3 separate regions of the Homo sapiens genome follow, and all the other regions are linked to region 1. A link is an interaction called in ENCODE POLR2A ChIA-PET data of the cell type or tissue named here. Cell type or tissue: CD4-positive, alpha-beta T cell. All regions are shown on one strand. Each heading gives the region's core, and the rest is flanking DNA. Links, peaks and the distances in the headings are about the cores only. Region 1 overlaps LINC01891 (long intergenic non-protein coding RNA 1891). Region 2 has its middle 100 kb from the start of SPP2. Region 3 has its middle 61 kb from the start of LINC01891.

Evidence for each region. Peaks named below come from ENCODE experiments on the same cell type or tissue, not always from the same donor. Only the 100,000 strongest peaks of a DNase experiment are listed, where the experiment ranks them.
Region 2: POLR2A ChIA-PET joins it to region 1 with 6 read pairs; 2 of 35 experiments call an interaction of 5 or more read pairs at or near these places.
Region 3: POLR2A ChIA-PET joins it to region 1 with 5 read pairs; 8 of 35 experiments call an interaction of 5 or more read pairs at or near these places.

What each region holds. Positions count from the first base shown.
Region 1 is chr2:234,441,603-234,451,857 of GRCh38, reverse strand. LINC01891 (long intergenic non-protein coding RNA 1891) reads left to right here. Exons shown (of 3, transcript NR_146988.1): 2 at 1,460-1,740; 3 at 7,123-7,268. Among named protein-coding and RNA genes, the nearest start is that of LINC01891, 7.9 kb to the left of the region's middle. RefSeq lists an enhancer at 5,432-5,481. In CD4-positive, alpha-beta T cell, for the core only: no CTCF peak of the experiment used is centred there; DNase peaks (open chromatin) are centred at 857, 5,237 and 6,647; H3K4me3 peaks cover 695 bases; H3K27ac peaks cover 5,291 bases.
Region 2 is chr2:234,145,139-234,155,393 of GRCh38, reverse strand. No RefSeq gene overlaps it. Among named protein-coding and RNA genes, the nearest start is that of SPP2, 100 kb to the right of the region's middle. In CD4-positive, alpha-beta T cell, for the core only: no CTCF peak of the experiment used is centred there; a DNase peak (open chromatin) is centred at 7,683.
Region 3 is chr2:234,388,843-234,399,097 of GRCh38, reverse strand. No RefSeq gene overlaps it. Among named protein-coding and RNA genes, the nearest start is that of LINC01891, 61 kb to the left of the region's middle. In CD4-positive, alpha-beta T cell, for the core only: a CTCF peak has its summit at 5,947; a DNase peak (open chromatin) is centred at 5,527; H3K4me3 peaks cover 302 bases; H3K27ac peaks cover 2,644 bases.

The sequences.
Region 1 (10,255 bases), core at 698-8,697:
AAAACTCAACATCACTTAACAGGCTGTTTGGTTCTCAATCCCCACCTTCACTCTCCTCCCAGTTGTGTTTACCTGAAGAACAACAGAGCCCAGGAGGAGGCGGCAGCCAAAGACCTTTCTTCCAGGATTTTTATCAGGTCCCAGAAATGTTCTAGAAACCAAGGACACCCAAATCCATGCAAGGAAGCCAATTATGCTCAAGGAAAACCAGAACAAGACAGGGACCCTGCTCTACAGGCCATTAGCAGGTCACAGCAAATATCAAGACAATAGCATGAAGTGATTCAAGAATTTCAACTGGCCTTCCCTGCAAGCCCTTAACAGGGAAACCCAATATAGGGACCACCAGAGCTCTGCCCTCTTGCTGTTGACTGCACCATGTAAGAGCTAATTAGATTCTGCTTCCTCTGTGGTTGGTGTTATCTGTAAAGAATGAGCAGAACATTGGCGCTAGTGCCATTCAATCCATTATGAGTTCCACAGTTTGGCCATGAACAATGGTGGCTGAAATGGCATGCAGATGCAAAAAGCTAGGACCTGGAGGCCGAGGCAGCCCTGTGAGACTGGGTGCTGCTGGGCCATCCCTAAGAAAGGCCATGTGGAGAACCTTTCTGAGGAAAGAAAAGCTAGAAATCCGAAGGCCATTAGGTGCCCAAGTCTTAGATAATGTGAAGGCATGAACATGGGGTTGCAGATGATGGCGCCATCAAAGTAAACTAGTCAGCCTCTTGGGTGGCGTAGTGAAGCTTTAAGACATCATGCAGCCAACAGCAGGTGCCTGAGTGCAGTGTTTACAGGAAGAAAATCCATTCACCTATTTTATTCAGACTCCAAAGACGAGTCTATGTAATTAAGAGACTGAGAATTACACTAGGGACCTCCTATAGACATGTTTGTGAGAGGCTGCCCAAAGCCAATTAGCATAATAAATCAGACGTGCAGGAACAGTGAGCTCACATGTGTACATGTTTGTCAAAGAGGATCATGGTGGTCTTTCATCTTTCAATCCTATTCAGATCTTGGGCAAGTAAAAAGTCAACTAGAATTTTTTTTCTTAAATATACGTGTACATATGCATTAGAAAGGTAAAAATAAATCCTATAAAATGTACTTTTTATTCTCTCTCTTTCAAGAATTAAACTTACCACATATAAAAACAAGTTTTGGGCAGGGGGGTGTGGGTTGTATCTTTTTGGTTTTTGTTCTCAAAACCCAAGCAAACATCAGACTATGAAAAAGGAATTCAAACAGAGTTAGTTTCCATTCCTTCACCCACAGTGCACCAACTTTCTCCCCCAAGACTCACCTCTCTCTTAGCCAGGCACTGAAAAGACAAGAACTCTGCCTTCAGGTCTTCTCTGGGGATATGGGAAATGGCAGCAGAGCACCCTGGGCTCAGAAATCAGTCATGGCACCCGGCACCTGCGTGCCCTCACCAAATTCAACCTGTCCTCCCCAGCTCCATTGTCAGCCACTCTCCCTCCCACTGCCCTGAAGATGGAAATGTACCCAACCTTCAAGCCCCTGTCGGTCCAGCTCGCGAAGTTTCCGGCTGAAGATTCATTATCAGATGGATGAGATGTTCATCTCCACTTACACAGCCTACGGCTTGTGTGTGGAGAAAGATGTTGAGCCAACAAAATGATCTGCAACACAAAATTCTACTCTCCTCTTCACTCTTTATTGCTAAAGCACTTATTTCACTGGTTTCAAGCTGCTTTAAAAGGAGTGAATATGCAGGTAAGGAGATTGGACCGGGTTGGAGTGTCTGTCCCTGCAGCTGGGTCCTCCAGGCATGGACACATGTTTGTAAGATTAAAAAGACCATTGCAAGGCCAGGCATGGTGGCTCATGCCTGAAATCACAGCACTTTGGGAGGCTGAGACAAATGGATCGCTTGAGGTCAGGAGTTCAAGACCAGCCTGGCCAACATGGTGAAACCCCACCTCTACTAAAATACAATAATTAGCTGGGCATGGTGGCAGGTGCCCGTAATCCCAGCTACTTGAGAGGCTGAGACAGGAGAATCGCTTGAACCAGGAGACGGAGGTTGCAGTGAGCCGGGATCGCACCACTACACTCCAGCCTGGGCCACAGAGCAAGACTCTGTCTCAAAAAAAAAAAAAAAAAATGATGATGTTGCAGTTCCCAGATATGAGTCCGCAACATGCTCTTGCTATAACCCATTGGATTAAAAAGAGTCCTTCCCTTTGGACTGTGGGTCCAAAGCTTTGCCCCATTTTTCTCTTTCCATTGCTACTATTCAAATCCTGAATGGCAGTTTCTTGAGAGGTTAATTGGTAGTAGGCCAGCATTAAAAAAGTCAGAGGGGGCAGGAGTCCTGTGGTCATGGATTTCTGAAAAGCCATATTAACATATTAACAAAGTTAGATGCCTGTCTTTATTGCAGAGCTCGGGAGCCTTTTCTACGCTCAGGTCTTTTCAAATCCCCAGTGGAACTCTGCTGCGGTTTTTCTCAGTTTGACCTCAGCGCCTTTTGTTTCCTGTGGAATGTCATGGGATTAGCATTCCTGGCGGTACTTAGGGAGACATGTTTTCTAGCAGTCTGGGTCCCAGAAGGGCAAGTCAAGTAATCAATCAACAAGAAAGTACACAAATATGTTGCATGTCAAGTTATCATCAATTTTAAAATATTATTGATGACATTTTTAATCAGTTTATTTATTTGTACTAAACCTATTTCTACTTACAGAACTCCTCAATTCCCACTAGCCCCATTTCAAGTGCTCAGGAGCTCCATGGAGCTCCCTCGCAGCTCGATTGGACGTGCAGAGCTTGATGAAGCGGATAAAAGACACTCAGGTTTAGACCCTTGGAGGGAGAGAACACAGAGGGCTTTGTGACCTTTTAATGAGGCACAAAAACACCCCTGAGACTTTCCTTTTCCCACCCCTTCTCTATTAATCCTCTTCAACAACATGAATTTCCACAGTGAGTTGAGGGTTTACCCCTACCTGCCTCAAAGGAATTTTGAAAAGATTAAAAAAAAAAAAAAAGAAAGAAAGGAAAACAGAGCTTTGGCTCAGCACTCAGGACCCATCCGAGGTGGTCGCAATTAAAAACAAAAGCAGCCACTGTGATTGGTCTCACTTGTACCGTAGTAACATGTGATCTATTTCAGCAGCAGCCATAGCGTTTGTTTTGGAGACTTCAGTCAGAAAATAAACGTAACGCATGTGTGAAAAGAAAGAAGTGTGTGGAACTCGGAGAAAGTCTTATCTTCTGAACACGAGTGCCCGAGGACAGAAGCCCCCATCTTTTAACAAAGAAAAGTCCATTGTTCATCATTTTGTGAAATGTGAAAACTAACATGATAAACAATGATTCATTTTAATGGACTGAAAAATAACTTGCATAGACACTGGAGGCCAAGAAAAGAAAAAAAAAAAAAGAAAGAAAAGAAAAAGCATTATCCTTTTATCCATTTAAAGAAAAAAAAGCAAAATACATCCTATTATCAGCTCTCAATAGATGAACAGGCACTAAGCAGAAGCTTCGGGAAGGCTGCTGTTTCAGAAAAACTTAACAGGTTTTTGAAAAGAAGAATTCCAACCCCCTGAACTCCCACCCTCTTGTGCACACAACTGGAAGAATGGCACACCCAGATCTGATGGTGATAACTTTTATTTGCAAAGAGATGGGTTAGGAACGGCCAGCGGTTGGGGGCAGATTGGAGATGGGAGGAGAGCTCATCAAAGGGCTTCAGTTAGTTGTAGGTAAACAGGCCTTGTCCCCTGACACTGTTCTTTTCCTTGCAACCCATCAAAAGATGTATCTGAATGGTGACTGGACCCAGGGGTGCTGGGGCGAGGGTGTCAGGAAGCCGCTTTCAGGAATCAGCCATCCTACTGCTCTTCCTGTAAGGATTTCTGTTGCTCTTTAAATCAGTAAGTGGAGACTAGGGCATTCTAATGTTGCAAACATTAAACAGTCAAGCTACCACTTAAATTTTCTGCTGCAAAAGAAATTTCAACCACTGACTAGTTAAGGGGAAGGATCTCCCCTACCCTATAATTCCCATGGCTAAAACGCTTGACATTTCTTATTTCAGACTGGAAGATTCTGTAGGCTGTCCGATTTAGGTAAATGGCGCTGTCTTTGGCTTTCGTTATGATGCTCAGAAGTGAGAGCTGCTGCAGTTTGACCCCCTCTCCCTGGCTGTGGGCTTTGCTGTGACACAAGGTAAAGTGAGGAGTCAGTGCTGCCCTGGGACCCAGCCCAAGCATATGGCTACACTGTGGCTTAGTGTCCGGGGGCTGCTTTAACAAATGACCGCAAACTGGGTGTCTTCAAACAACAGAAGCTCTTCTCCTGGAGTTCTGAAGGCCAGAAGTCCAAAATCAAGGTGTGGGCAGGCTAGGTTCCTTCCAAAAGCTCTGGGAGAATGTTCCGGCTCTCTCCTGGCTTCTGGCAGTGCCAGGATTCCTTGGCTGTCTTTGGTTCCTAGATGCTGCACTCCAGTCTCTGTCTCCGTGGTCACATGGTATCCTCTCCGTGCCTCCCTGCGGCTTCATGTGGTCTTCTTATAAGGACACCAGTCACTGGATTTAGGACCCACCCTAAATCCAGGAGGACTTCATCTATGAGAATGGCATACACAAAGAGCCTATTTCCAAATAAGTTCACATTCTGAGGTTCTGGGTGGACAGGTATTTGTTAGGACACTATTTAGCCTAGTCCATCCTCATTCTTCTACTCCAAGATGAAATTTTCCTAAACTTCTAATAGCTATTTTTATCACTGCAGATTTTATTACCTTGACAAAAAAAAAACAAAAAAAACTCCGCTAAACTTTTCACTGCTTTTGAAAAGCATTGCCTGTGGCTCAGGGAGAAAGCTAGAAGAACATGAAGCAAGCAGCTGCATGACACGTCCACGGGACAGGCCTGGGCATGGAGCGAGGGCTCCAGAGACAGGAGGGAAGGGAGAGCTGACCTCGCCTGCCTTCGGTGGAAGGAGGAGGTGGGAGGCACACAGGGAGTGCCCGGGAGCCAGGTAGGCCTGGACTTGGATCCTGGGGGGTGTGAGGAGACCGAGGCAACCAGAAGGCGTCTCAGAGACAAGACCAAGGGCAAACTACGTGGAAGCTCTCAAGGCCATGTGCCGCCAGGAGCGTCACCTTCCCAGGAGCGTCACTAGACTCTGCTCTGCAGGGCTTTGGTTTAGTGCAGGGGCAGAGGGCTGGGTGGAGACAGGAAGCTTCAGAGCCACTCCACACCCACAAGGCCAGCCTCACTTCCTCACTCCTGACCCGTAGCTTGAGGCTGCCGGATCATCAGCCCTTCTGGGCCAGCAGTGTGTCTTGCTCTGCCTTTGCAGCTGCGTAAAGAGCGTGAGAAGCCACAGTAAATGGTAACTTAAACAGAAAGAGGAAGTCCCGGAAGATGGGCATGCTCTTTAAAGGAACATGAAGGAAGAGCCCACATAACCCCTGACAAAGACTCTCTCCTTGACCAAACTTTAGTCAGACTCCTCCAAGCCCTCAACCTTGGTCCCTGTCCTTGCTGGGCCTGCAAAGCTCAGTTTCAACAGGGATCCTGCTGTCAGTTTATTGAGAACCCTTGATCCTCGATATCAGATCACCCTGGCCTACCTTCAACAAGAATCCTTGTTGAAACCTGGATCAGTTTAGCAAGAAGCCCGACCCTGAAATCATCTTCATCTGGTGAAACCCCTCAACCTGCTGTAAATATCCCCTTGTTCTTTTTTTTTCTTAATTTTAATTTTATAATTTTTTTGGTAAGGAGTCTCACTCTGTGACTAGGCTGGAGTGCAATGGTCCAATCTTGGCTCACTGCAACTTCCACTTCTTAGGTTCAAGTGATTCTTCTGCCTCAGCCTCCCTAGTAGCTGGGACTACTACAAGCACCTGCCACCACCCCTGGCTAATTTTGTATTTTTGGTAGAGACGGTGTTTTGCCATGTTGGCCAGGCTGGTCTTGAACTCCTGACCTCAAGTGATCCGCCCGCCTCAGCCTCCCAAAGTGCTGGGATTACAGGTTTCAGCCACCATGTCTGGTGCCTTGTTCTTGTATTGGGAGTTGAGCCTGATCTCTCTGCCCTGTTGTGACACTGTGGACACCAATTGCAATTGTCCTGAATAAAGTCTTACCATTTTAGAAAGTATCGACCGGGCGCGGTGGCTCATGCCTGTAATCCCAGCACTCTGGAAGGCCAAGGTGGGCGGATCACCTGAGGTCAGAAGTTCAAGACCAGCCTGGCCATGGTGAAACCCCATCTCTACTAAAAATACAAAAAATTAGCCGGGCGTGGTGGTGCGCACCTGTAATCTCAGCTACTTGGGAGGCTGAGGAGGCAGGAGAATTGCTTGAACCTGGGAGGTGGAGGTTGCAGTGAGCCAGGATCATGCCATTGCACTCCAGCCTGGGCAACAAGGGCAAAACTCCGTCTTGAAAAAATAAAAAATAAAAAATAAAAGTATCAGAATAATTTTTTGTTTTACACCCTCCCCAGCCCCACCCCCTGTCAGGGAACATTTAAGTACAGAACTTAGAACTCCATACTAGACAAGCCTTCTCTTCCGTATAGAGAACTTCTGTCCTTGGCCACACTCTGGTGAGGTCTGTAAGTCCTGCCCCCGTTCCCGGACCCGCAGCCTTCTGTGGAAAGCCCCCACTCGTAGGTCGCCACAGCAGAAGCAATGGAGGAAGGAAGCCTGGCTGGCTGGTTCAGCACGTGGTCGACTGAGGTCTCATTTCCTTTTCATTTTCTTTCCAGTGCTCCTTTCAAAATCATATCTCTCTCCTTTAGAACACAACTTCTTTTTTTAACCCTAAGTCTAACGTGGAAAGAATTTGTTTAGTTTGCAGTGGTGCTGTGGCATGAACCTTCTGTGGGGTGATTCACATACCCCGGGCTGCTGACTTGCATGGGGCAGGGACAGGGAATGTTAGCTGGGGGAGCTTGCTTGCATGTTTTCATCGTAATGAGATGTAATAAAAAGGCAATATATCAGAATGTAAACTCTCAATATCAGTCTTTAATTCAGCAGTTTTTTTCTATAATAAAGTATATCCATGTTTGTTAACAGGAGGAGGTGGAAAAACATAAAGCACGTGCAAGTAAATGTTTAAATTACAGGTGAAACCACCTAGAGAAGCACTGCCCTAACATGCTTAAGGATGCTTGAGAAAGCCCTGAGCCTACAAAAAGGCGTAAGACCGTGGCAAGAATGAAGGAGTCAAGCAATGTGAAAAGCTCCTGAAGCCCAAGGTTCTCTTCCCCAGTTTTGAGTCATCTTAATATAGAGGACTGGGCTTGAGGACATTCCGTGAAATCTTGACTTACTGTGTTCTGTGTCTCAAAGCTCAATGTGAAGCAGATCTTACTTGCACTTCTAAAAGGAGGCATGTTGATGCAATGGAAAAAGATCTGATGCAGTAAGACTCAGAGCCCTAAGATTCTCTCTGTCACTAACTGCCACTACAAGCTTTTGTGAGGATGGAAAGGTCTTTGCAGGGTGCCTGTACACAGAAAGTGTCTCTGATAGGAAAGAACATGTTGTTGGAGCTTACCATTCTAGTGCAGCTTCCCTAACAGCAGCACCAGTGGGACCATCTGTCCAGATGCCCGGCCCTGTCCTTCTGAACATCCTAGATTCTTTGCACCCTCCAATCAATGTCCCATGAGTTGCTTTCCTGCTAAAGTTAGCCCAAGATGATTTCCCTTGCTTGCAACCTAAGAGTCTTGCCTTGGTCAGTTGCTGTATTTGCTCCCTGTGGCTGCTGTAACAAATCACCATCAACTTGGCAGCTAAAAAGCAACAAAACTTTCTTCTCTCACAGTCTGGAGGCCAAATATCCAAAATCAGTTTCACTGGGCCAAAATTAAGGTGTGGGTTGGGCAGGGCTCCCTCCTGATGATCTAGGGGAGAATGCATCCCTTGCTTCCTTCAGGTCCCGGGGGCTGCTGCATCCCTTGGCTTGTGACAACATCACTCCAATCTCTGCCTGTGTGGTCACGTCACCTTCTCCTCTCCAGTATGTGTTGACTCTCCTTCTGTCACTCTTTTATAAGGCCCTCTGTGATTACATTTAGGGAGTACCAGGCTAACTCAGGATAATCTCCCCATCTCAAAATCCTTAACCTAATCACACCTGCAAAGACCCATTTTCCATATAAGGTAACATTTATGGGACACAGGAGTTAGTACCTGGTATCTCTGGAGGTCGTTATTCAGCCTACTATAGTTGTCAGTTATGGAGTTTGCTTTTACAGCCTATATTTGCTGTGTTTTTTGATGATGACGCTTACAAGGCTCACTGTCTCAATATGGTGGGACCTGCAGGTACTAATGGCTATGACATCTGGACAGGAGACAAACAACAACAAGAATAAGTTTGCAGGAACCTGGAGCCACTGGCATCTGCTTGTTCTTCCTCGCCTTTTGCTGCTTATGGGTTGTTGCCTTGGCAGAGCCATGGCTAGAGGTTTAGAGTAACTCGTACACTTTTGACAAGAAAAGGTTTTGACCCTCATAGGGGAAAAAACCACAGCTCTTGTGTAGTTATTCCCATAGCTAATTTGAATACAATACGTCAAGAAACATGGCCCAAAACCTTTCCTATCAAAAGCATTTAGGTTATTATTCTTAAATGGTTTTGATGATTGTATATTTTACCGTGGAATCGTAACTATGCATTATTTAGATACATATTTCTGCTAAATTCCATTCTCTCTCTCCCTTAAAACTGTGAATGCATTTGGTGTTTAAGAACACATGCGTGCTCCTTAACCACAGGGGCATACGCTCAAGCCGCCCCAACAAACGCTGCTATTATTGAAATGGGTGCTCCAGAGTTAGAAAGTAGTTTTTATTTCTTCTAGGTGTTATGCAGACTTATGGTAATCATACCTTGTACTGTTAACCTTTGTATGTAATAGTAGCATTTGTTCCTATCTATTGAAACACTACTATGTCTGTGTAACATGCATTAAATAAAAATGGAATGTTGGTAATTTTCAGCTCCTTTACTTCCTGCCAGCTCTCCCTTTAGAAAGCTAACTGGAAGATAAATATATTTTTTTCCAGTGAAATATAGAATTTGTTTTTCAAAGAATGAAACAAAAGTAGGAGTTTATCGTTTTGTTTGAATTCAAATAATCTCTTAAATCTATGGGAGTAAATAGCAAATTTGAGGGCAGGGGGAGAGGGGAAGATACCATACAAATAGCTAAATTTATACCGAAAGTTCAATGGAAACAAAAACAGCATAGACACATGACAGGGGACGCCATCAGTGGACACAAAATTGGAGCTTTAGATAAGGGATATTTTTATTACATGTACACTCAATATACATGAGTTCACATGTATATTAGGCAGCCTTCTCCATCACAGCAGAGACTGCAGGCCCAGGAAACCTGATGGATTCATTCATAGGTTCACTCATTTGGTGATTTAGCTGATACTGAATGAGCACTGGTACAGAGCAGATACTAAAGGTAACAGGGTGAGCAAATAGGGTCTGTGTCTTCACTGGGAGGCATCCTTGTGAAGGAAACAGATATTAAGACCTTTCAGGTTCTTCTAATTGTATCCTAAGAGCAAAGAGGTGTCTCGGAGGGTATTGAAAGTGGTGAAGTAGAAACTGTCATGATCATATTTACATCTGAAATGAACACTTGGTTGGAAACCGGTGCAAGCCTAGGTGGACATCAGTCCAGGAAAGAAATGATGGTTATTGGGATAGAGGTGGTGGCAGTGGAGAAAAAGGGATAGATTTGAGAGATTTTTCTAAGGTAAAGTTCAGAGATCCATGTGACGGTTTGGCTCTGATTTGGGCAACCTTGATTTGCTGAAACTGTCTATGGTTACCTGTCGCTACAATGTAACCATTTATTCGCCCGGGCACAGTGGCTCACGCCTATAATCCCAGGACTTTGGGAGGTCGAGGTGGGCAGATCACTTCAGGTCAGGAGTTTAAGACCAGCCTGGCCAACATGGTGAAACCCCCTCTCTACTAAACGATACAAAGAAATTAGCCGGGCGTGGTGGCGCATGCCTGTAATCCCAGCTACTCAGGAGGCTGAGGCAGGAGAATCACTTGAACCCGGGAGGGGGAGGTTGCAGTGAGCTGAGATGGTGCCACTGCACTCCAGCCTGGGTGACAGAGTGAGACTCCGTCTCAAAAAAACAAACAAACAACAACAAAAAAAACCATTTATTATTACTCTGCTATGGTCCAAATGTTTGTGTCCCCCCACAAAATTC
Region 2 (10,255 bases), core at 1,137-9,136, 300 kb after region 1:
ATCGTTTGAGCTACTCGTAGAGGTGATAGTGACAGGTGGACAAGTGAGATGCAGAGGCATGTGGACATGCATTATTGAAGCTCAAGGACCCTACAAAAGGTGCTGAAGATAACAGGTACCCTACTTCACAGAGAACAGCCATGACTGCCACGGGAAGCAATTGCTGGCAGTTGTGTGCTCCGTATGGCAAAGTCACTGGATAACAGCTGCTGACCAAACTGTGATTGGTGGGGCAGCTGGGAGGATTCACCGTCAATTGGCAGCAGGTGGGCTCCACAGCCCACATCATAACCTGGCTCTGGTGGAGGGTGGTGACATCAAGGAGTGCTGCAAAGGCCACCATCATTGGCCATGGCCAAAGGAACCAGCACTGGAAAAAGGGAGAATATCCTCCTGGGAAGATGGGGCTCCACTCGCCCCACAGCAGTCCACCCCAGGCTTCCAGAGGAAGCAAGAAAATGATGTTCTTTCATTATAATCCTTCACTCTGAAAAAAAGATAAACAATTTTTCAAAAAAAAAAAAAAAACCTACTGAGTTTGAAAACCCAAAATCTTAGGGTGAAGGCTCAGATCAGCCATGGAGTTTCATCTTTAGCAACCTTAGGATTCCCAGTGGAGACTATGGCCACTGTACAATGTATACATCCAATGGCTGTAGGAGCTTCCATCTGATATAAACCTGCTCAAAGGAAAGACAGGCATTTGAAATTGCTTGAATTTTCTCAGTGAGTATGTGCACTTTAATTTACCCTTAATTGTTTTGTGTTTGGCAAAAGGAAGCCATTAAGGAGAGTCAACAAACATCAAATCTTTTAAAATGTTTACCTGCCTGGGCAACATATGGAGACCCTGTCTCTACAAAAAGATTTTAAAAGTTAGCTGGGTGTGGAGGTACATGCCTGTAGTCCTAGTTATTTGAGAGGCTGAGGTGGGAGCATTGCCTGAGCCCAGAGGTTAAGGCTGCAGTGAGCAGTGATCGTGCCACTGCACTCCAGCCTGAGTGACAGAATGAGATTCTGTCTCAAAAAAAAAATACTAAACAAAACAAAAACACCTTTAAAAATGTTTAAATATCAAAGCAAGGATGAGTAAAATGAATTGTAATACAATTAGGCATAAAACAAGATTAATTAAATACAATTTACATAAATATATGGTAATCTAAGCTAACTAAAAGGGAAGAGGAGATTCTCTTTATTCAGCCATAAAATTATCAATGAAGATTCATGAGCATCTGTTGAGATGTTCAATATTAAGCCAGATACACAAATTGAAAATATTATATCTTGTAGTTACAGGGAGGAGGATTCCAAACTGAGATGTTGAAAATCCTGAGATAATACAATCATTACTTTCTTACTAAAGAAAATGAGTAATATGGCTTGGCTGTGCCCCCACCTAAATCTCATCTTGAATTGTAGCTCCCATAATTCCCACATGTTGTGGGTGGGACCCAGTGGGAGATAATTGAATCATGGGGACAGTTTCCCCCATACTGTTCTCATGGCAGTGAATAATTCTCACAAGATCTGATTTTTTTTTTAAGGGGAAAAACCTTTCGCTTGGCTCTCATTCTCTTCTCTTGTCTGCCACCATATGAGACATGTCTTTTGCCTTCTTCCATGATTGTGAAGCCTCGCCAGCCACATGGAACTGTGAATCCATTAAACCTCTTTCTTCTGTAAATTGCCCAGTCTCAGGTATGTCTTTATCAGCAGCATGAAAACGGACTAATACAGTAAATTGGTACCAGTAGAGTGTACTGCTGATGAAAAGATACCTGAAAATGTGGAAGAGACCTTGTAACTGGGTAACAGGCAGAGGTTGGAACAGTTTGGAGTGCTCAGAAGAAGACAGGAAAATGTGGGAAACTTTGGAACTCCCTAGAGACTTGTTGAATGGTTTTGACCAAACTGCTAATAATGATATGGACAATGAAATCCAGGCTGAGGTGGTTTCAGAGGGAGATGAGGAACTTGTTGGGAACTGGAACAAAGGTGACTCTTGTTATGTTTTAGCAAAGAGACTGGCAGCCTTTTGTCCCTGCCCTAGAGATTTGTGGAACTTTGAACTCAAGAGAGATGATTTAGGGTATCAGACAGAATAAATTTCTAAGCAGCAAAGCATTCAAGAGGTGACTTGGGTGCTGATAAAGGCATTCAGTTTTAAAAGAGAAACAGAGCATAAAAGTTTGGAAAATTTGCAGCCTGACAGTGTGATGAAAAGAAACACCCATTTTCTGAGGAGAAATTCAAGCCAGCTGCAGAAATTTGCATAAATAACAAGGAGCCAACTGTTAATCACCAAGACAATGGGGAAAATGTCTCCAGGGCATGCCAGAGACCTTTGTGGCAGCCTTCCCATCACAGGCCCTGAGGCCTAGGAGGAAAAAATAGTTTCCTGAGCCACGCCCAGGTCCCTCTGCTGTGTGCAGTCTAGGGATTTGGTGCCCTATGTTTCAGCGGCTCCAGCCATGACTAAAAGGGGCCAAAGTACAGCTTGGGCCATGGCTTCAGAGGGTCCAAGCCCCAAGCCTTGGCAACTTCCACATGGTGTGGAGCTTGTGAGTGCACAGGAGTCAAAAATTAGGGTTTGGGAACCTCCGCCTAGATTTCAGAGGATGTATGGAAATGCTTGGATCTCCAGAGAGAAGTTTGCTGCAGGGGTGGGGCCCTCATGGAGAACCTCTACTAGGGCAGTGTGGAAGGGAAATATGGGGTTGGAGTCCCCACACATCTACTGGGGCACTGCCTAGTGGAGCTATGAGAAGAGGGCCACCATCCTCCAGACCCCAGAATGGTAGATCCACTGACAGCTTGCACCATGAGCCTGGAAAAGCTGCTGACACTCAAAACCAGCTTGTGAAAGCAGGCAGGAGGGAGGCTGTACCCTACAAAGCCACAGGGGCAGAGCTGCCCAAGACCATGGGAACCCACCCCTTGCATCAGCATGACCTGCTTGTGAGACATGGAGTCAAAGGAGATCATTTTGGAATTTGAAGATTTGACTGCCCCGCTGGATTTCAGAATTGCATGGGGCCTGTAGCCCCTTTGTTTTGGCCAATTTCTCTCATTTGGAATGGCTGTATTTACCCAATGTCTGTACCCCCATTATATCTGGGAAGTAACTAACTTGCTTTTGATTTTACAGGCTAAATAGGCAGAAGGGACTTGCCTTGTCTCAGATGAGACTTTGGACTGTGGACATTTCAGTTAATGCTGAAATGAGTTAAGACTTTGGGGGACTGTTGGGAAGGCATAATTATGTGAAGACATGAGATTTGGGAGGGTCTAGGGGCAGAATAATATGGTTTGGCTGTGTCCCCACCCAAATCTCATCTTGAATTGTAGCTCCCATAATCCCCTTGTGTTGTAGGAAAGAACTAGTGGAAGATAATTGAATCCAGGGGGCAGTTCCCCCTTACTGTTCTCATGGTAGTGAATAAGTCTCACAAGATCTGATGGTTTTTTAAGAGGAAACTCCTTTCACTTGGCTCTCATTCTCTTCTCTTGTTGTCACCATGTGAGACATTCCTTTTGCCTTCCACCATGATTGTGAGGCCTCCCAAGCCACATGAAACTGTAAGTCCATTAAACCTCTTTGTTTTGTAAATTGCTCAGTCTCAGGTATGTCTCTATCAGCAGCATGAAAATGGACCAATATAATGAGATTTTTCAAATATGTGGAAATGTAATCAGTTCATGGATAGCTGCCATGAAGTCCCTTTTATAATCCAGGGGTAAGGTAAGAGGACTGTTTTGCAGGTAATATTAGTATATCTCTCAAATGTAATCAAGGAAACCAGTGTACTTCTAAAATTCACCAAAAAAAAAAAAAAGAGGCTTCACTGAAATTGACCATGGAAGAATTGATCATTGATGAATACATATAGACAGATAGATAGATGTAGATATAGACACATATATAGACACACATAATACACACACACACACACACACACACACAGATATATATATCTGTGTGTGTGTGTGTGTATATATATACATATATCCATGTATGTGATGCAAAAATAAAGTCATAATTGAATCTGTTAGAAAATTTTTGCCACAAAGTAACATGATTCAGATGAGAGGCATAAAAATGAATGGGTAGAAGAAATCCTGTTTCTGATGGCCACTAATAGTCTGGTCTCAAACTGACTCAACCGAGGAACAAAGGCTCGTTAAACTCATCATAACAGGCAAAACTGTATGTCCTATACCAAAATCTACAAAGTAGGCATTCAACAAACATTTGCTATTATTAACAAACGTTAGCTATTATTAACAAACGTTAGCTATTATTAACGAATGTTAGCTATTATTAACGAACGTTAGCTGTTATTAACAATTATGTTTTAAAAGCGCTCATCAGCTCCTGTCGTGCAGCTTATGCTCACTGACATCTACTTGGTGACTCCATTTCTTAGGTTCTTTGCCATCTGGAGGGAATACAGCCATGGACATGCTAGTGGTTAGAAAGGTTAATGCCAATATTTCCAGTCCCTTTCCTTCCAGGCACTGTTTTTCCCTGCTCCCTGGAGATTTGATGTGGCTGCATGCTTTGTTTTGGCCCATGAGCTGTGAGTGGAGGTGGCTGTGTTACTTCAGGGGAGAATGTAAGTAGCAGCGGGAGACCCTCCAGCATGCCCTCTCTCCCTCTGTCATCAATCATAACAACATGGTTGATGTGGAGGTGCAACACCAAGCCATTGCTTGGAGGACAGCTGCCCCAGCCTGCTGTGGCCTTTGCATCAATGAGAACGAAAGCTTTGTTGCTTTGAGCCCCTGAGTTAGAGCTATCATGGTGGCATAGCCAGGCCTATCCTGATCGATACAAACTCTAACAGTAACCAAATTTTAACTCGGATTGTAATTCGATCTCTTCTAAGTGTAGTTAATATAAATAGGTTTCCCAAGGCCTTATAAATTTTTGGAGCAGTTGAGAACATGAAATGTCTAAATCTTCCAAGCCAAAAAAGAGGTCCTGAAACTGCAGAGACCCTGCTGGGGTACAAATTGCAGGAAGAATCAGCCTTGTCTTGTCAACATTCCCCAAATGGAGGATCAGGACGGGGCTGCGGACCTCAGCTCAGGAAAAGTTCTTCACCACAAATAGAGGGAACCAAACATTCCCTCTGTCCAGAGCAACTATGCACAATGCAAAGCAGTGTCAATCCAGCCCCAGGCTGCGTGCTCTGGGCAGAACTTGACCTCAAATCAGAAAACGGTTAAAGTCTCCATCATCCATGATAGCTGTGACATAGCCCACAAAGTACCATAAACTCAGTGTGTGTGTGTGTGTGTGTGTGTGTGTGTGTGTACGATCCTGTGCACTAATTTTTATGCAGCCTGAAGTCTGAAAACCACAGGAAGGAAACATGGGAACTTTTATATGCACATGTCTGGTTCTTAACTCATTTTGTCCCTAGGAAATAATCACATCTCCAGCAGTAGACCTGGGCTCTTTGAAAAGCTGTAGCAAAGGACTGTGCCACCTCTTCTCATCCCTCCATGTCAGTATTGCCTGCAGTGGTCTCAGGACTACCTTTCCCTCCTGGGCTTCTGATAACTGCTGTCATAAACCCAAGAGTGGAGCTGTATGTTACATGGAGATAAGAATCTAAGTCCATTCATAACTGACATGCACAGATATAACTGCAGGACAACTGTTGGGTTATTTGCCAATCTCTCACTCTGTACTGTCTTAGTCCATTTTCTGTTGCTGTAATAATATCATAGACTAAGCAATATGTAAAGAGCAGAAGTTCATTTGGCTCAGTTTTGGAGGCTGGGAAGTCCAAGAGCATGGCTCCAGAATCTGGTAAGGCCCTCTCTGCTGTGTCATAACATGATTGAGGGCATTGCATGGTGAGAGGGCAAGAGCATTCCAGCTCAGGCCTCTCTCTTCTTATAAAGCCACCAGTCCCACCATGTGGATCACACCCTGATACCCTTATCGAATCCTAATTACTTGCCAAAGGTGTCAACTTCAAATACCATCTACATATGAATTTATGGATTAAGTTCCCAACACATGAAATTTGAGGGATGTATTCAAAGCACAGCATGTACCATGGCCCTGAATGAGAAGAGGAGTATTTGGCCTTATTTTTGGCCTGAATTTTCTTCCTTCTTGGAGTTGATCCTGTCAGCCCCATAAATCTGTTTCTGTGCAATGTGTTGGCCCACAGATGATGCTCATCTATCTTAGCCCATGACACACAGTTTCTTCTTTTATTAGAATATACTAATTGCAAAAAGACTTTGCCTGAAATCTCTTTCAACAGCCCCAAGGCTTTACCTGCGTTCTTAATGAGGTAGGACTTTCCTTCAACTACAATAAACTCTGTATATTGGGGATGCTGAGAAGGTCTAACTGACGTAGCAGAAAAGAATACTGTCCTAAATAAACCACTGGAAGGCCCTCTGTGCAGAAATGATTCTGGCTCCTCTGAGCCATTGAAAAGAGGCTGTTTTCCACTGCAAGTGAAGTTCATGACCAGTGCATTCTGCCAGACCAAAGCCAGACAAGGTCTGCCACCTATCTGCTTTGGAAATCAGCCTCAAGGTGTAAGAAAATGTTTTTCTGTTTTTGGCCAGCTAGTCCATTTCCATTTTAAATTTCTCCACTCCTGCAAAACAGCATGGAAGCCCCAAATGAGCATGTTGAGGAAGGAAAGGAGACTTGTCCCTGACTTGTACCCAGTATGCTGGAGCTCAGACTCAGCAGGGAGCAGGCTTTTCTTTATTTCCCTTCATTTTATATTGTTTTCACTTCTCAGGATGCCACCCTGGGACCCCAGGGAAGTCATACAGCTTGGACAGCAAAGAGAGAACAGCTCCTCAAGTTGTGGGGAGAATTGGATGAGACTGCACTGTATTGGGAGTTTGAGTAAAGGCTCTAACGTAGTCTACTGCTTGTTTGAAGAAAAGGAGATACTCAGAAGGTAAGAGAATGCCACTACTAAATGTCCTTGAGTAGGAGTCAGCTCTTCTCCTCCCATGTCTTGTCCTCCCAACGCTACATACCTGGGAAGGAATCCCAGAAACTTGGACAAGTGAGGTTCAGAGTTGGCCTCAGCACAGCTAGGTCAGCTCCTGCCTCCTCAGAAGGACGGGAGGAAACGCATTCAGATCTCTTTCCTCTGTGAACTTGCCCTTGTGAGGGGTCAGCTGTGGAATAAGCTCCCTTGGGGTAGAGTCTTCATGGCTGAGAACCTCCTGAAGAGGCTACTCTGAAACCTAGAGGGAGAGAAAGAGGAAGACCCTGGAACTGCATTGGGAGTAAATTATAGAACTATGAAACACCATCATCACGTAACTCAAGGAAGATGGGCTTGAGTTCAGTGCTGGGGAAGCCATGGGGCTAATTTTCAGATTAAGTTTATCTAAAAATTGCTTAGTTTAATGATTAATCTGACAGCTGAGATGCACTTCAGCTTCCAGAGAGAGAATAAACAGCCTTATTCTAAACAAATATTCCTCACACTTGATTGTCCAGACTTGATCATGAAGGGCAGACTCCACCCTCTTGCTGATCACTCTATAATTAAACTTTCTGTGCCCATCAGGGCAGAAACACTGTGAAAAGCATTTTGAAGAGTAAGATGATTCTAACCTGACTTGTCTGAAAAGCGATGTCAGGAGTTATGACTTCCTGTGCCTTTGATCTCCTTATCTGAGTCTATTATCTAAGGGTGCCAATTAACATTTACAGTTTGTGGTTAGATGCCTTGGAAATGCTTCACTGAGTGTCTCCAGGAGCCCATGTCAATTATTTACTGGTCTTAATAAGTTTCTCTTCAGCATTTTGGTCCTTAGGGGTCAATGCCAACTCGGAGCCCCTGGGTCTGGATTACACCACTTGTTCCCACAGAACTAAACTTGGAAGAAGGAATCATGAATGCTTTGACAGTCATTCCCTAAGACCTGTGCTTCACCTAGTTTGTTTGATAAATGAACCTGCAGCACAATTCCCTCATGCCTTCCCCAGGCATGGGTGAAAATTGTTCCCCGTTTATTCATGGCAGTAGCTCCACAAGCATTCTCACTGGTGAGGCACTGCATCCTCTAGTCACAGTCAGCCCCCAGCAGGACGGAGTCCGAGCTCCTGCAGGATTTGTTTTTTTTTTTTAGATGGAGTCTCACTCTGTCACCCAGGCTGGGGTGCAGTGGCGCCATCTCAGCTCACTGCAACCTCTGTCTCCGGGGTTCAAGCAATTCTCCTGCCTCAGCCTCCCAAGTAGCTGGGATTACAGGCATGCACCACTACACCCAGCTAATTTTTTTGTATTTTTAGTAGAGACAGGGGTTTCACCATGCTGGCCAGGCTGGTCTTGAACTCCTGACCTCGTGATCTGCCCTCCTCAGCCTCCCAAAGTGCTGGGATTACAGGTGTGAGCCACTGTACTTGGCCTAGGAAAATTTTTAAAGACATGCCAGAGCATGAAAAAGCAGCTTTATAAATAACAATTATGCTGCTTGATATTTTATAAGTGCATTCTCTCCTATGATTCCTTTCTTCCCCCAGTGGTTCTATGAAACAATCAGTACAGCCCTTAGAGACCCATTGAGGAAACTCACTGCTCATTCTCCCTGGTAAAGGTGAAGATAAATGACCCCATGTGAGCCCAGGCTAACATTTGGGGCCATCTGGTGGCTCCATCCCACAGGCAGCATGATCCTTACTCTTCCTTCAACATTGACTTTCTGGATGACCTTTGCTGACCTTGGGGCAGCACACACTCGTGAATGTTAGAAAGTCTCCCTCGGTGTCTGTGAATATGATTAATGTCTGCAGCACTCTCTGAACACACACAGCTTCCTGTTAATGAGAAGCAGAAATGGGAGACAGGATGTGGTCTTCCCTATCCTGAGTCAAATTCCGGGCCCTAGTCATTTGGCCCGTTCCTGCTACTCTCTTGTCAGAGACCAGGACATGGAAAACACATTGATAGTTTCATTTTATAAGTTCAGCACAGGGCCTAGCACAGCACTTTGCAGTTTAGTAGCAAATAATTCTATGTTTACTGAATGAATCCAGTGTATAAATTTTTAAAATTGATGGCCTGGTAAATAGTTAGACCTTTATTTATTTATTTATTTATTTATTTATTTATTTATTTATTTTTTGAGATGAATCTCACTCTGTCGGCCAGGCTAGAGTGCAGTGGCGTGATCTGGGCTCACTGCAACCTCTGCCTCCCGGGTTCAAGCGATTCTCCTGCCTCAGCCTCCTGAGTAGCTGAAATTACAGGTGTGCACCACCATGCCCAGCTAGTTTTTGTATTTTTAGTAAAGACAGGGTTTCACCATGTTGGTCAGGCTGGTCTTGAACTCCTGACCTCATGATCCACCTGCCTCAGCCTCCCAAAGATCTGGGATTATAGGCGTGAGCCACCATGCCCAGCCAATAGTTAGACCTCTTAAGAAGAAAGTTAAATAAGAATTGTTATAACATGTTTTATTGATTCTATATGTTTTTGAGTTTCAGTCAACAGTGGGTTTGACAGGAGAAGATGGAGCTCCTGCTAGTAAATGCAGTAGAACCCTTGCTATCATTGGCTTAACCATTCTGAATTTCCACAGACTGCCAAGACACTTTCTCATTCCATTCTCCTCCATGCAGAAAATCAACCTAATCTACTGTCACCAGGACCACACTGTAACTGCCCAGCAAGTTCTCTTCCCCACTGCCCAGATGGAACCAATTTATCAAGACAGGGGAATTGGACTACAGAAATAGTTTAATTCACATAGAGCCAGCTAAATGGGAGACCAGAGTTTTATTATTACTCAAATCAGCCTCCCCCAGAATTTGGAGGGTAGGGTTTTTCAAAAATAGTTCGGCGGGCATGGGGCTGAGGAATAGGTGCTACTGATTAGTTGGGCATGCAATCATAGGGGTGTGGAAAATGGTCCTCATGCACTAAGTCCACTTCTGGGTGAGGACCACAGTACCAGTTAAGTCAAGAGTCATGGATCCAAGTGGTGCCATCCAACCCTCAAAAGTGCAAAACCTGAAAAGACATCTCAAAAGACCAATCTTGGGTTATACAATAGTAATGTAATTTACAGGAGTAATAGGGAAAGTTGTAAATCTTATGACCTCTGGAATAATGGCTAGTAATTGTTTAACTATGCCTACATCTTAGTGGAATTCAGGCCCCTCTCATTCTCCCAACCTAGTGACTTTTCATTAGTGTTACAGAGGCAGTTGAGTTTTAGGAAGGACTACTGTCATTTGAACTAT
Region 3 (10,255 bases), core at 1,344-9,343, 53 kb after region 1:
GCGTTGGTGCCTGTGGTAGAGGTTGGCTGTCCGAATCCCTTGCCAATACCCTCGGAGCACTGAGGCAGAGGAAATTATACCCTGGGACTGCTTAAGGATGCTGATGATATGCAGCAGGATTTCCATTTTTTTCCCCCCACAGGGAAAGCACCTAGTAATTACACTTGAAGTTGGGACTTTGAAGGACAGAGGATGGGTCTTTTTTGACCTTTTGATGGTGAGGCCAAGCTGTGATTAGAGACCTGGCCTCCTGGCCCAGCAGTTGATGGGTGGGTGGGGCAGCCCACGCACTCCTAGCTGCCAACCCAGAGAATCTGTTGAGCAGCTTCTCCCTGGGCTGCAGCTGCCTGCACCCCACCACAGGAGTAAGAGCACCCAGAGTGGAAGGATGAGGGTGGGAATGGAGACTGAGCAGACAACACTTAGGAAATGAGACAGGGCTGGTCTGGCCACGGATTCCACAGGGAGCAGCCATAGAGAGAGAGCAGAAACTCCGGAAGTGAGTGGTGAACCAATGTGCTCAGATTTCTTGGGAATGGTCTGATTTAACATATTGTGCCTCTCTTCCTTTAAACCATTAAAACTCTCAGATGTTTTGATGCTTCAGAATACAAACTCCATTTGCCAGACCCACGTTTAACATTAAGAAATAGCATTGGCCGGGCGTGGTGGCTCATGTCTGTAATCCCAGCACTTTGGGAGGCCGAGGCGGGCGGATCACGAGGTCAAGAGATCGAGACCATCCTGGCCAACATGGTGAAACCCCACCCCATCTCTACTAAAAATACAAAAATTGGCCGGGCATGGTAGTGCACGCCTGTAGTCACAGCTACTCAGGAGGCTGAGAGAGGAGAATCACTTGAACCCAGGAGGCGGAGGTTGAAGTGAGCCGAGATCACGCCACTGCACTCCAGCCTGGTGACAGAGTGAGGCTCCGTCTCAACAACAACAACAACAAGAAATAGCATTGCAGCTTTTGTCATTTATTTAGAAAAACACTGAGTTTGCTCTAACTGAATTGGGAAATACCCATATCCAATAACACGCAGATTCTTAGGGAACATTAGCAAATCCTCTGAGTTTTTAAGACATCAACAGTGGATGGGTATGCTTACATAGCAAGACTCAGGGAAGGCCTGTGCTGCTCCCAACTCCTGGGGCCCCCGCTTGCCAAATAAATATAAGTCATCCAACATCTCCTGCTGCCGACCGTGAGCTTGACGCTGCATCCCACAGTGGACTGAGATGGGGAAGATGGGCCTCTGCCACCTTGGAGCTCTCAGGATGGTCAGATCCCCTGAGAGTAACGGAGAGCACAGACCCTTGGAGATGGCGAAGCCCTCACCATTCCCTCTCTGACCCTGCATCCACTCACAAAGTTCATCCGATTCAGGGGCAACCAGAGCTTCGTGCCCTGCCGCTCTCTGCTCCCACCTAAGAGATTGAGCATCCATCCTGTAAAGCTCACTGCAGGTTTTCCTTGAGCAAGGGGTCAGCCAGTGGGGATTATTTTGGGGATTCTGGGAAGGTTCCTGCCTTGAAATGTTCTCCTTCATGGTGCTATGCTGCTTAAACCCTCTTTTGAGTAAATGCTGCTCTCCACAGCAATGTTTTTCAAAAAGTGAGTACCAAGCCCAGTGCGGTGGCTCACACCTGTGAGTTTGAGACCAGCCTGGGCCACATCACAAGACCTCGTCTGTAAAAAAATTAGCCTGGCATAGTGGCGTGTGCCTGTAGTTCCAGTTACTTGGGAGGCTGAGGCAGGAGGATCACTTAAGCCCAGGAGTTCAAGAGTGCAGTGAGCTGTGATCGCACCACCGCACTCAAGCCTGGGCGACAGAGTGAGACCCCATCTCTGAAAAAGAAAAAACAAAAAGCAAGTGCTGATGGAGAGAGTTTTAGGACAGATTTCTGCATATTTACCTTATATATTTATATATTTGTATATTTTCCTTACACTCCCTTAGGATACTTTTCTATATATGCCTAGGAATGGAAGTGCTAGTAGACCAGCCTGAGAGCGGATTAGTTAACTAAACTATATCTTAGATAATAGAAAATAAATTTGTATTGCCCAGTAAGTTATAATGAAGGAAATGAAATACTGAAGGTCCATGTACCCATCCCAGCTCCAACCTAGTGTGCTGATCCTGGCCATCAGAGAGGACATGACTTTCCCATTTGCTGGTGGAACAAATCACCACAAATGTAATGAGCTGAGAGCTTGTCGCCAAGGGGTTCTGCCGTGCAGTGAGCTGGAGCTCTGTGGCAGGGTGTGCAAGCAGCCCACGGTGCTGGCTCGTGTTGGTGGCATTCTGAGCGTGGGGAAAGCATGTGTTAACAATGCACCATAACATGTTCCATTAGTTATGTGTGTATGTGTGTTTCGAGGTAAATATTTCGGAGTTAAAAACCATTTTAGCAAATTATGCTAAAATGATGAGCATGTGTGAGGTAGCATTCCACAGTGTTTCCAGTTACTTCTGAACAACTCTTCTGTTTTATTTGAATGTTTTACTAAGGAGGTATTTTCTTCTGCAGCCACATATCACGAACACAGTAGCTTTCTACAGTTTACATGCAGCCAGTATGGAGTGGAGTTTGGCCTTAAACTCAGGCAGTTTGGCTCCAGAAACTATGCGTTTAATTCTGTCCCTATTCTGATAGAGTCAAGGTCTCACTTACTGCAGAGGACAGAGCTGTCAGGGTGTAGGGAGATCACACTGAGAAGCACCAGTCTTGGGTGTTTCCAGCACCTGGTGTGGTAAAGCGATCCCTGGCTGCACAGCTGTGGTCATTAAGATGTTCTGGAAATGGCAGGCTCAGCCCAACGCATTAGCCCTTCTCACCAGCAGCAGGACAGGGACTACAGAGGGGTCCGCCTCCTCCAGCTGTCAGTTCACATGTCAGGTCTGGAGGCCATGATCTGACCCTCTGTGCTTGGCGTGAGGCTGGGTGACAGCCAGCCCACCAGGCTGCAACCTTCTCCTGCCCTGGCATTTCAGATGGGTTCTTATGCCCAGAATTGTGTCTCTGCCCTTTTGAGGCCCTGAAGGTAATCAGGCTCTCTGCACACACAGGCGGTTTGCACAGGCCTGGCACCCTGTGGTGCACGTCAGCCCATCTCTCACAGCACAGCTGCTCCACTTACCCTGGCTGGGGGCCAGCTCAGAATCCCAAACACTACCACCTGTCTCTCATTGAGTCCAGCTACTTCCTAAACCTCCTCCCGCCTGATTAGATCCCTTTGCTCATGCTGCAAGAGGTGGTAGGTGACCCTCTTCCCCCAGCATTGTCAGAAAAGCTGCTTCCTTTCTCCTGGGACCAAGGGAGCTGCCTCCTCATCCTCCAAACCAGGCTTGTCTTTCCCCAAATCCCAAACACGTGCAAAACTTACTGGATCCAGTGGAGGAAGCGCCTCCACCTCAACCCCAGAGATCAGCGTGCCAAGGAGGGAGTGACTACCCTGTAGGGACTGCTCCATCAATGGGAAAGCCAGCATCAACTTCTAATGAACCAGACAATGGATGCCAACCTGCTGGAGGGCCGAAGGGGCCAAACTTGCACAATCTGCAATGTTATCGGCTGCTCCTGGGAACACCAGGCACAGTCCTTCCATCTCCAGGTTCCAGTTCTTCATTCCTCAAGAGTCCTTCTGGAGAGCTTCCATGAAGAAGTGGGGAGCGGTTCCCAGCTTGTGGTAGCGAAATATCTTTCACTGACAGATGGTTCCCTAACTGGAAAGGAGAAGCCTCTGGATAGAATGTTGGAAGGGCCACTGAAGGAGAAAGAAGTTAGCACAAAGAGCATTCCCTCTACCCCAAAGGCTGGGCTCGGGGGCTCACACCTATAATCCCAGCACTTTGGGAGGCTGAGGCAGATGGATCACATGAGGTCAGGAGTTCGAGACCAGCTGACCAACAGGGTGAAACCCAGGTCTCTACTAAAAAAAAAAAAAAAAAATTAGCCAGGCATGGTGGTGCACAGCTGTGGTCCCACTTACTTGGGAGGCTGAGGCATGAGAATCACTTGAACCTGGGAGACGGAGGTTGTAGTGAGCTGAGATCGCACCATTGTACTCCAGCCTGGGCAACAGAGCAAGACTCTGTCTCAAAAAAAAAAAAAAAAAGAGCATTTCTTCCACCCCAAAAAATCAATGGATGACATAGGAGACCCTGACCCAACGCAAGCCCTATCATGCCTCCTGGGCCATAGTTAAGCTGTGTGAGAAGACAAGGGTCTTTCTAAGTTACTTCTACTTGTAATAAACACTGGATGTATTTATTCCGTGAAAGAAACTGTGCCTCACTGGCAAGATGTAACACAGGATACAAAATCATGTCTCTACCACTCGTTGTGTGCTAAGCCACCGCTACCTGTACTCATGCTCCCCACTCTGTCCTTAAGACCACAAAATTTGAAATGAACATATTTATATGCAGATGTTGAGGCACGAAGCAGCAGGATGCCTGGGTTCCTGCATGGTGTGACATTAGAAATGTGACCTTCATATTCAGTGTCTTGTGAACTGCATACTGTTAAGATAGAATTTTAGAGTTGGCTCACACTGAGCAATGCCAGAAATAAACTCCCTCCCATCTTCCATTTCACTTTAAATTTTTACCTCCAAAATTAAGGGAAAGCAAAAAAGGAACTGCAGTGATATCATGTTGTGATGGTTAAACATACTAGAAATTACAGAAGTGCAAGAAGATAATTTTTCAAGATTTTAAATCTACAAACTTTAGTGATAATTTTGTTAGGTAAGATCATGGAAATGTAAGAAAATGTCTGCATCTTTGCAAGAGGCATGCTAAAGTATTTAGGTGTAAAGTATCATGATGCCTGACTTTAAAATACTTCAGCTGAAACGAAAGATTTTTAAAAGTGGCAAAATGTCAACAATTGTTAAACCAAGACTTACAGGTGATGAGTATACTAGTCTCTCTACTTTTCTGCATATCTGAAAAATTCTCAGGGAAAGGCAGGAAAAAGCAGTTCTTCGTTTTAAGAGCAGATTTTTGGGAGGAGGGCAGGCATTGGTCTTGTTTTTCTTCCTCTGATTACTAAATCATACGGTTTATTATAAACGTTAGATTAGACTGAAAAACCACAGATAGGAAGATTAAAGTCATCTATCATGTTAACACTCAGAGACAACTCAGGAGTGACCACTGTCAATATTCAAATGCATTTCCTTCCATGCATATTACAAACTGTTGAGACCTGCACCGTATAAAGATGAAACATATGAATTTGCCAATATTTGACCATCTTAACTGACAAAACAGAAATTCATGCAATTCTTCTCTCTCTGTTGCCCTTTCACCATGGGATGTTGCAGAAAGAAGGCCCTTGCCAGATGCTGGCACCTCGATCTTGGACTTTCCAGCCTCCAGAACTATGAGCCAGTAAAGTTCTATTCATTATAAATTACCCAGTCTCGGCTATTCTGATACAGCATCATAAAACAGACTGAAACAGGGGGTTATCTAGATTCATAATATACCAGCAGGAACACAGGGGTGTGGCACATTTCCTGAGCAGGCTTTGCAGATCATGAGCAGAAGGTAAATGCTGCAGGTTCCCTTGTATGTGCCACATTGGGGTAGACTGAATAATGGCCCCCAGAGATATCTATGTCCTATTCCTAGAACCTCTGAATGTTACCTTACGTGACAAAAGAGACTTTGCAGATGTGACTAATTAAGTTCAGGAATTTTTGATGGGAAGATTATCTGGGTAGGTCCTAAATGTATTCACACGTGACCTTGTAAGAGGGAGGAAGAGGGAAATTTGACACAGAAGAAGTGGGAAATAGGATGCTGAAGCAAGATGTTACCCTGCTGGCTTTGAAGCTGGAAGAAGGGGCTGTGAGCCAAGGAATGTGAGGGGCACAGCTCTAGAACCTGGAGAAGACAAGAAAATTATTCTCCCCTAAAGCCTCCAGAGGGAGTGCAGCCTCGCTGACACCTTGGTCTTGGCCTAATGAAACTGATTTTAGATTCTGACCTCTTCCAGAACTACAGAAGAATAAGTGTATTTTTAAAAATTTTTAACTTTTAAAATTATTTTGTTATATTATTTATTAATTTGAGACAGGGTCTTGTGCTGTCTCCCAGGCTGGAGTGCAGTGCTGTGATCATAGCTCACTGCAGCCCTGACTTCCTGAGCTTAAGTAATCCTTCTGCCTCAGTCTCCTGAGCAGCTGGGTTTACAAGTGTGCACCAGCAGGTCTATTAATTTTTGTTTGTTTTTTTTTTTGAAACCGATTCTCGCTCTGTTGCCCAGACTGGAGTGCACTGGTGCGACCTCGGGTCACTGCAACCTCCACCTCCAGGGCTCAAGCAATTCTCCCGCCTCAGCCTCATGAGTAGGTGGGATTACAGGCACATGCCACCAAGCCTGGCTGATTTTTGTATTTTTAGTAGAGATGGAGTTTCACCATGTTGGCCAGGTTGGTCTCGAACTCCTGACCTCAGGTGATCCACCCATCTCAACCCCACAAAGTGCTGGGATTGCAGGCACGAGTCACTGTGCCTGGCCTGTATTTTTTACAGAGATGAGGGTCTCACTATATTGCCAGGCTTGATCTTGAACTCCTGGCCCCAAGTGATCCTCCTGACTCAGCATCCCAAAGTGCTGGGTGTGAGCCATCACTTCCTGCTGTGTGTGATTTTAAGCCATCAGATTTGTGGTAATTTGTCAGCTCATCCATAGGAAACTAACACACACAGCAAACACTGAAGCTCCTTCTTTCAATCCGAATTAGAAGTCTGGGATTTCTGTGTGTGTGCAACCACTACCAGTTTTCTAGACACTCTTCAGAAGCAAAATATTGTGGGAGGGCAACGCAAGTGAGAATGAGGAAGAGAATAACCTAGACCCAAAGCAGGCTTCCAAAGCTATGTGGGAGGCTGGGTTCCAGCTGATACACTACTTAAGAACAAAAGGATAAAAAAGAAAAAAAAAAGAAATTCATACAATGCAACCGAATCCATAAATATCCCATGCCACTAACACTGACCTTCAACCTAACTTTACTGGCTGCAGAATACTCAGGAGGTGAATATACTTTAGTTTTTTTTTACAAACATTTAACTATTTTGAAAGTTACTGGGCATTTGTATGACTCCTAAGTTTTTGCTCTATAATGATGTGATTTGCATTTTGGTGCATACATCAGTATTTGATTCTCAGATTATTTCTTTAGGTAGCTTCCCACAAGTGAAAGGTCATGAAGGTGTTTAAGGTTCCTGACGCATATTGCCAAATTATTTTTCAAAGATTCTGTTCTGCCCACGACAGGTAATGAAAGTGACTTTTGATACAGTCACAGCAGCATTAGAGACCCCTTTTATGAATACATTTACTAACACAATGGAAGAAAACGTGCATGCCAAGTTGTATTGATTTACTTTTCTTTGGTTTGGGGAAGATTTTCAATAGTTCTTTCTCTATCTCTTTGTGCATTATTTGCCCACGTGTCTCTGAGAGTTGTAATATTTTTTATCTTCCAGTATCAACATCTTTTCATGAAGTTTTCCCCTCTGATTATAACACTAGTACATTGTCACTGCAGAAAATGTAAAAGGTGTAAAAAATAAAGTTACTAAATCACTCCATAATCTCATCACGCAGACTTAACCACTGTTATTATTCTGGTATAATAATTTTCTTCATGATGTTTTTTGTTTTGCTTTTCTGAGGTACACATACACACACACTCACATGCACACACGGGTGCATACACATGTACACACATGCACACCCACCCACATACATGCAAACATACCACATACACAAACACTCATGAACAAAACACACATACATACACACACAGGCATACATGCACACACAGTTGAGTGTGTTGTACATAAATTCCTCCTTCCTTTTCTAGTTGCCATTGGTCTTAGTCTGCTTTGCACTGCTAGGATAGAACACCTAAGATCAGGTAACTTATAAAGAACAGAGGTTTATTTCTTACAGTTCTGGAGCTGAGAAGTTCAAGGTCAAGGTGGCTACCTTTGCTGAGGGCCTGCTTGCTGTATCATCCCATGGCAGCAGGCAGAAGGGCAAGAAAGGGCCAAGCCCACTTTCATAGCAAACCCACTCTCACAATAAAGACCTTAATCCATTCATAAAAGCAGAGCCCTCATGACCTAAACACCTCCTAAAGGCCTCACACTTCTCAACACTATTACACTGGGGATTAAGTTTCCAACACATGAACTTCGAGACACATTCAAACCGTAGTACCATTATATTATGGGAATTTTAACATGTCGTTAAATGTTCCTCATAAGCCTTTATACTCCAGCATGTCATCTTATACACGTAGAAAAATTTAATTTTCTTGTCATTGGATATTTTAATTGTTTTACATTGTTGTAATATTTAACAAGCCTATAATTAACATGTTTTTCTATAAGTACTTGGTGTAGATGAATAATATTAATCTTTTATCCCCATTTATTTGTGGTAAGCATTTTTCCAAGAGTTTTGATCTTTGGTTTTGGCTTCTTATCTTTTTTTTGCCTTTTGTCCCATTTTTTTCATTTTATTTTATTTTACTTATTTTTATTTATTAATTTTTTTTACTTTAAGTTCGGGATACACGCGCAGAACGTTCAGGTTTGTTACATAGGTATACATGTGCCATGGTGGTTTGCTGCACCTATCAACCAGTCATCTAGATTTTAAGCCCTGCATGCATTAGGTATTTGTCCTAATGCTCTCCCTCCCCTTGCCCCGCAACCCCTGACAGGCCCCGGTGTGTGACGTTCACTTCCCTGTGTTCATGTGTTCTCGTTGTTCAACTCCCACTTAGAGTCGAGAACATGCGGTATTTGGTTTTCTGTTCCTGTGTTAGTTTGCTAAGAATGATGGCTCCCACCTTCATCCATGTCCCTGCAAAGGACATGAACTCATTCTTTTGTGTGGCTGCATAGTATTCCATGGTGTATATGTGCCACATTTTATTTATCCAGTCTATCATTGATGGGCATTTGGCTTGGTTCCAAGTCTTTGCTATTGTAAATAGTGCTGCAATAAACAGATGTGTGCATGTGTCTTTATAGTAGAATGATTTACAATCCTTTGGGTAATGGGATTGCTGGGTCAAATGGTATTTTGGTTCTAGATCCTTGAGGAATTGCCACACTGTCTTCCACAATGGTTGGACTAATTTACACAACAGTGTAAAAGCATTCCTATTTCTCCACATCCTCGCCAGCATCTGTTGTTTCCAGACTTCTTAATGATTGCCATTCTAACTGGCGTGAGATGCTAACTCATTGTGGTTTTGATTTGCATTTCTCTAATGAGCAGTGATGATGAGCTTTTTTTCATATGTTTGTTGGCCGCATCAATGTCTTCTTTTGAGAAGTGTCTATACATATCCTTCAGCCACTTTTGGATTGGGTTGTTTTTTTCTTGTAAATTTGTTTAAGATACTTCTAGATTCTGGATATTAGACATTTGTCAGATGGACAGATTGCAAAATTTTCTCCCACTCTGTAGGTTGCCTGTTCACTCTGATGATAGTTTCTTTTGCTGTGCAGTTTAATTAGATCCCATTTGTCAATCTCGGCTTCTGTTGCAATTGTTTTTGGTGTTTTAGTCGTGAAGTCTTTGCCCATGTCTATGTCCTTAATGGTACTGCCTAAGTTTTCTTCTAGCCTAGGTTTTCTTCTAGCCTAAGTTTTCTTCTAGCCTAGGTTTTCTTCTAGCCTAAGTTTTCTTCTAGCCTAGGTTTTCTTCTAGCCTAAGTTTTCTTCTAGCCTAGGTTTTCTTCTAGCCTAGGTTTTCTTCTAGCCTAGGTTTTCTTCTAGCCTAAGTTTTCTTCTAGCCTAGGTTTTCTTCTAGCCTAAGTTTTCTTCTAGCCTAGGTTTTCTTCTAGCCTAGGTTTTCTTCTAGCCTAGGTTTTCTTCTAGCCTAGGTTTTCTTCTAGGGTTTTTATGGTTTTAGGTTTTACATTTAAGCCTTTAATCCAACTTGAGTTAATTTTTGTAGAAGGTGTAAGGAAGGGGTCCGGTTTCTGTTTTCTGCAGATGGCTAGCCAGTTTTCCCAGCACCATTTATTAAATAGGGAATCCTTTCCCCGTTGCTTGTTTTGTCAGGTTTGTCAAATATCAGATGGTTGTAGAAGCGTAGTGATATTTCTGAGGTCTCTGTTCTGTTCCGTTGGTCTATATATCTGTTTTGGCACCAGCACCATGCTCCATTTTTTAAATCCAAAAGAATTATGACTTAT